2 separate regions of the Homo sapiens genome follow, and region 1 is linked to region 2. Evidence: chromatin loops called from intact Hi-C (ENCODE). Cell type or tissue: heart right ventricle. All regions are shown on one strand. Links, peaks and the distances in the headings refer to the core of each region. The heading gives the core; the rest is flanking DNA.

Region 1 (2,813 bases), core at 226-2,725, 110 kb after region 2:
TGACCAGCCCTTCAATCTAGCCTGCTTGCAGTCTTTTTTTTTTTTTTTTTTTGAGACAGAGTTTTGCTCTTGTCACCCAGGCTAGATTGCAATGGCGCGATCTCGGCTCACAGCAACCTCTGTCTCCCGGGTTCAAGCGATTCTTCCATCTCAGGCCCGCCCTGCTTGGAGTCTTTTTATTAAAGATATCAGATGTGGCCAGGCGTGGTGGCTCATGCCTGTAAGCCCAACTCTTTGGGAGGCCAAGGCGGGTGGATCACTTGAGACCAGGAGGTCGAGACCAGCCTGGGCAATATGGTAAAATCCCGTCTCTACAAAAAATACAAAAATTAGCCAGGCACGCACCTGTAGTCCCAGTTGCTTGGGAAGCTGAGGTGGGAGGATGGTTCGGGCCCAGGAGGCAGAGGTTGCAGTGAGCCTAGATTGCACCACTGCACTCCAGCCTTGGTAACAGAGATCCTGCCTCAAACAAACCAACCCACCAAAGATGTCACATGTATCTTTGCCCTAAAAAACACTCAGTACATTTTGATCAGAAGAGTGTTTAAGCTGTGTCATGGAATAATTTTTTGGGAAGGCTGGATTTGGAAGTTTTATTAAGACATCAAGGTGTAATATTTAAAACCCAGATCACTCTGGACCTGGGAATGGAAGTTAAAAACAGATGTCAAGGCTGGGCATGGTGGCTCACGCCTGTAATCCCAGCACTTTGGGAGGCCGAGGCAGGTGGATCATTTGAGGTCAGGAGTTCGAGCCCAGCCTGGCCAACATGGTGAAACCCCGTCTCTACTAAAAATACAAAAATTAGCCGGGCATGGTGGTGGATGCCTGTAATCCCAGCTACTTGGGAGGCCAAGACAGGAGAATCGATTGAACCCAGGAGGTGGAGGTTGCAGTGAACAGAGATCGTGCCACTGTATTCCAGCCTGGGTGACAGAGTGAGACATATCTAAAAACAAAAAACAAACAAACAAAAAAACCCACAGATGTCAAGATAAGTGTTGAGCAGTTTAAGGAAGTGCAATGTTTTCAGGCTTGGGCAGTGCCCCTGCTCTCTTCCAGGGGCTGATAAAGCGTGCAGCCCAGCCTTCTGAGCTGTGACATCCTCTTCCATTGGGTGATGTTCTTATCCATTTGCCAGACTGGCCTGAGCCTCTGGCCAGCATTTCTAGACCAACAACAGGGGCGCCACCTCCAGGCCAATCCCCATAAGTGTAGTTTTGTGAGCCGGACTGACGTGGGTTATGTTCAGTTCAGACAGTGCGTTCTCAAGCAGAGCAAAGGGTCTGGGTTCCTGGATTAGGAGACCCCTTACCCCAAGCAATTCTAGAATCTAGGATTCGCCGGGTGCAATGGCGCATGCCTGTAATCCCAGCACTTTGGGAGGCCAAGGCGGGAGGATCACTTGAGCCCAGGAGTTTGAGGCCAGCCTGAGCAACACAGCGAGACCCTGTTTCTATAGAAATAAAAAAATTAGCTGGACGTGGTGGTGCACACCTGTGGTCCCAGCTACTGGGGAGGCTGAAGGAGGAGGATCACTTGAGCCCAGGACTTCAGGGTTATACTGAGCTATGATCAAGCACTGTATTCCAGCCCGGGTGACAGAATGAGACGATGTCTCTAAAAAAAAAACAAACAAAAATGGATTTCTTTGCTACCAGCTTCACTGTGTGCTTTGTTTCAGAGATTGAGAACTCTTTCCAAAAACTGACTTCCCTAAAGTCAGCCTAGCCTCATATCCTCAAGGCAAGCTCATCCAGCTTGTATCAAGAAGTCCCCAGCCTGGCCGGGGAGCAGTGGCTCACGCCTGTAATCCCAGCACTTTGGGAGGCAGAGGCGGGCGGATCACGAGGTCAGGAGATTGAGACCATCCTGGCTAACATGGTGAAACCCTGTCTCTATTAAAAGTACAAAAATTAGCCGGGCGTGGTGGCGAGCGCCTGTAGTCCCAGCTACTTGGGAGGCTGAGGCAGGAGAATGGCGTGAACCCGGGAGGCAGAGCTTGCAGTGAGCTGAGATCACGCCACTGCACTCCAGCCTGGGCGACAGAGCGAGAGTCCGCCTCAAAAAACAAAAAAGAAGTCCCTAGCTTTCTCAAGCTGGCAGGAGAAGGACACACAAAAAAGTCTTCAGCCTAAATGACTTACTCTCCTGTGACTCCACAGCAAGAAAACTGGATGATTAACGTCAGTGACCTCATGGTGAAGAAGACAGCATTGCTAGTGATCTAAGTGGCCTTCAAGGGGGGCATTCCCCATTACCTGACAGCTAGGAGTGCTTGGAGCACACTTGGTTCAGCTCATGCCTCCTCGCAGTCTTCAAAGAGTTTGCTTCCCGTATTTGTGAGCTGAGCAGCCTAAACTGTTTGGTAGATATCCTGCCAGCAAGACCACAATGGCAGGGGATGGCAGAGAAGTCCCGCATCCAAAGCACCGTGGCCTGGGAACTCTGCAGGCATGCCGGCTCTGTTGCTGTGAGTCTAAACAGTTCTGCAAGGCCATCATCCAGTTGGCTGAGATCCAAGCCTGCTCAAAGCTAAAAAAATGCACAGGATCGGCTGGGTGCGGTGGCTCACACCTGTAATCCCAGCACTTTGGGAGGCCAAGGCAGGCAGATCACGAGGTCAAGAGATCGAGACCAGCCTGACCAACATGGTGAAACCCTGTCCCTACTAAAAATACAAAAATTAGCTGGGCATGGTGGCATGCACCTGTAGACCCAGCTACTCAGGAGGCTGAGGCAAGAGAATTGCTTGAACCTGGGAGGCAGAGGTTGCAGTGAGCCAAGATCGCGCCACTGCACTCCAGCCTGGC
Region 2 (2,813 bases), core at 46-2,545:
GTGAGCCCACCTGAAAGACAATGCTTTCTATTGACAGCATTCAGTTGGAAAAATGAACACTGTGAAAGAGAAAGCTCTAGCCAAAAAGTTGCTGCAGCTTCTTAACTTCCCATATCCACTTGTGACACCATTACTTTCTCCACTGTGTTATCGCACTATGAATCCTCTGACCTGGACAGAGCAGGTCAAGGGGAAATCAGAGGGGAAATGTTAACTAGTGCAGGGATGTCCCAAGAGGGGGAAAGTGTCTGTCACTTTCAGACCATACCCCATAGTAATTCCTAGAGATCTTTAGTGTCACAGGAGAAAGCAAATAAATATTTATTTGCAAGGAAAAGTTTGTCCTCATTCTCTGTGGTCAAACAATGACTTTAAAGTATCCTTATTTTAAAATGGAAATAACACCAGGGAGGAACACACCACATGCACGGTAAGTCTGCTCATTCAAGCATTCATTCAAAAAATACTTGAGCATCTTCTATGTGTTAGACTATGTGAAAGGAGCTGGGGACACAGAGGTAAACTAGAATCTGTCTGTGTTCTCAAGGAGCTGTAAGAGAGGAAAGGACAAGGGAGGGACATCTGAGTTGGCTCGGGAATGAGGATCAGAGCTTTGCTGGAGTCTCAAAGGACAAGTTAAGAGTATGGGGGTTGCTGATCAAAGGCAAGGGGCACACATATGCTAAACAGAACAGTGTGCAGGAGTACACATTTCTTCCCAGAAACCACATCCAGTGTTTTATGACTGGAGGGAAGGGGTGTAGAGGTACAGAAAGAGATGAAGGTGGCATGAGAGAAAAAGGCAGAAGCCAGAATGCGCTGTACCAAAATAAAAGATTAAAGAAGAGCATTAAAGGGTATGTATATTAAGTCCTCTGAGATTTATCCAGTACTGGATGGGTTGTAAAGGGAAGTACTTTCCATGAATGTGATCTACAGGTGACAAATGCTTTCCCCGCTCCTTGCTGCAGTAGTTACCAAGTCCCTTAGCTCAGTCAGACTATTCACAGGATAGAGGGGCATTTTAGGAGAATCTTTCTGGCAGCACTGTGGAGGACAACTATCAGTTCAATGTGAAAATGAAGCACAGAATCAGGGCCTGGGAGGATGGGCATAAGGGAATGGATGGTGTGGAGGGAAAAAGAGGCCCTATTGAGTGTATGAGACAAGTTTTCCAATATTGCTCAGCCTTAACATTAATAACAAAGATCATACATGCATCTTTGGCATTCTTAACTCCTAACCATCAGATGTATTCTATTCTAGTGTTAGTATAAAAATGCATTTCACGTGCATGGCTTTTTATAGCAATATGCTTTTAAAAAATGCATTCTAAAGTCATGATCAATTTACATATTTACCCATGCCTCCATTAGACAGAAAGGATTATGCTTCTCTCAAATATGTTTTGGCAAATTAAGACGTTAGCATACATTTGAAGGCTGTATCAGTTTAAAATGAATGTTTAATGGAAGGTATTTCCTCCCATTAAAAAATGTGAAATCAAGTAATATAAACTGTACCATAGTGCATACTAAGACATGAAATTCAGCTCCAGAAATTCAGCTGTGCAGAACAGGGCCCCGAGCAACACTTGATTGGGACCAGTGCCTAACTCTCCTGGAGAGTTCAGAGAAGAGTGCTTCCCAGTTGAGCCTACCCTCCATTTTAGAATACAAAGAGCAGAAAGGTCGGCCTCCACAACTGCCAGGTCACTTTAATTAAAGTATTTGTACATAGTAACTTTTCCAGTGGGAAAGAAGTTACCTGCAGGACAGTCAAGGATACATTTTGGGACCGCTCTCAATGAAGAAAGCAGAAAAGTGCAGAGTAATCCTATAAATCCATGAATTGTAATGAAGAGTTCCTTGATTCCCTGCAGGATTCTGCAAATCCTTCATTGCAGGCCCTGCAGAGAAATTGTACTTTTCAGCTGTCTCTATTGAATGTGTAATGGAGTGATGATATTTTATTTCAAATCAAAAGATGAGTTATAAAAAACTTGGTCAAACAAACTATGACTGGTTGTATTAATAAATGAATTCCTTTATAGAGAGTACTTACTTTTTTTTCTAGCTGATTGTAATTAATATAAAGGAAACCAAAAAAGTGTGATTTTTAAAGAAATTGGAAAAATATTAAAAGACACACAAAAACGAAGCCTAAGGGGAAATGAAAACGGCTCAGTAACTCGCTGAAATAATTTGAGGGTCCTAGCAAAATCTAACTGCAACTATGACTGATTCTGATTTCTAAAGATGTTCCCAGAACTCTCATGTTTTCAGTGTTTATGTTCCATCCTTCTCAATTACAGGGGTGAAAAGATAAAGACAAGGACATGAAAAAGGAGAAAGCAAGGACACATAAGTGAAATGTGATACAGCAAATAAAGTACTAGACTGGGATTTAGGAAAACCGGGCACTATTCCTGTGTCTCTGTAGCCACAGGCAAATTACTGTACATTTACAAAAGATAAGAATTTCTAAGGTGCCTTCCCAACATAAAACTACATGATTTTACAACTACCAACACTATCTATTTAGGACGCATCCCCTAAACCTAAAGTGCCCAGAAAATTTTAAATTAGGACTATTTCTGGGTTTAAAAAAATTTCTAAGGAATCTTAGAGACTACCTATTCATACATAAATAACAGAGAACTCCAAAACAAATGTTTATCATGCAACTAAGCTACATTAGGAAGATTTTCACATTATGATAAGCTTTATGAAATTTACAGGCGTGTTTATGTCTTATTTTTTATGAATTACCTAATAAAAATAAAATACAAACATTCCAGAAAGTTGGTGGTT

What was found. Peaks named below come from ENCODE experiments on the same cell type or tissue, not always from the same donor. Only the 100,000 strongest peaks of a DNase experiment are listed, where the experiment ranks them.
Region 1: it touches region 2 in a loop (2.4-fold over the local background); 4 of 110 quality-filtered maps call a loop at or near these places.

The regions. Positions count from the first base shown.
Region 1 is chr17:67,798,962-67,801,774 of GRCh38, reverse strand. No RefSeq gene overlaps it. Among named protein-coding and RNA genes, the nearest start is that of BPTF, 25 kb to the left of the region's middle. In heart right ventricle, for the core only: a CTCF peak has its summit at 1,197 (motif pointing left); a DNase peak (open chromatin) is centred at 1,184.
Region 2 is chr17:67,913,520-67,916,332 of GRCh38, reverse strand. The region is part of intron 11 of BPTF (bromodomain PHD finger transcription factor); the gene reads right to left. Among named protein-coding and RNA genes, the nearest start is that of C17orf58, 82 kb to the left of the region's middle. In heart right ventricle, for the core only: no CTCF peak of the experiment used is centred there; no DNase peak of the experiment used is centred there; H3K27ac peaks cover 380 bases.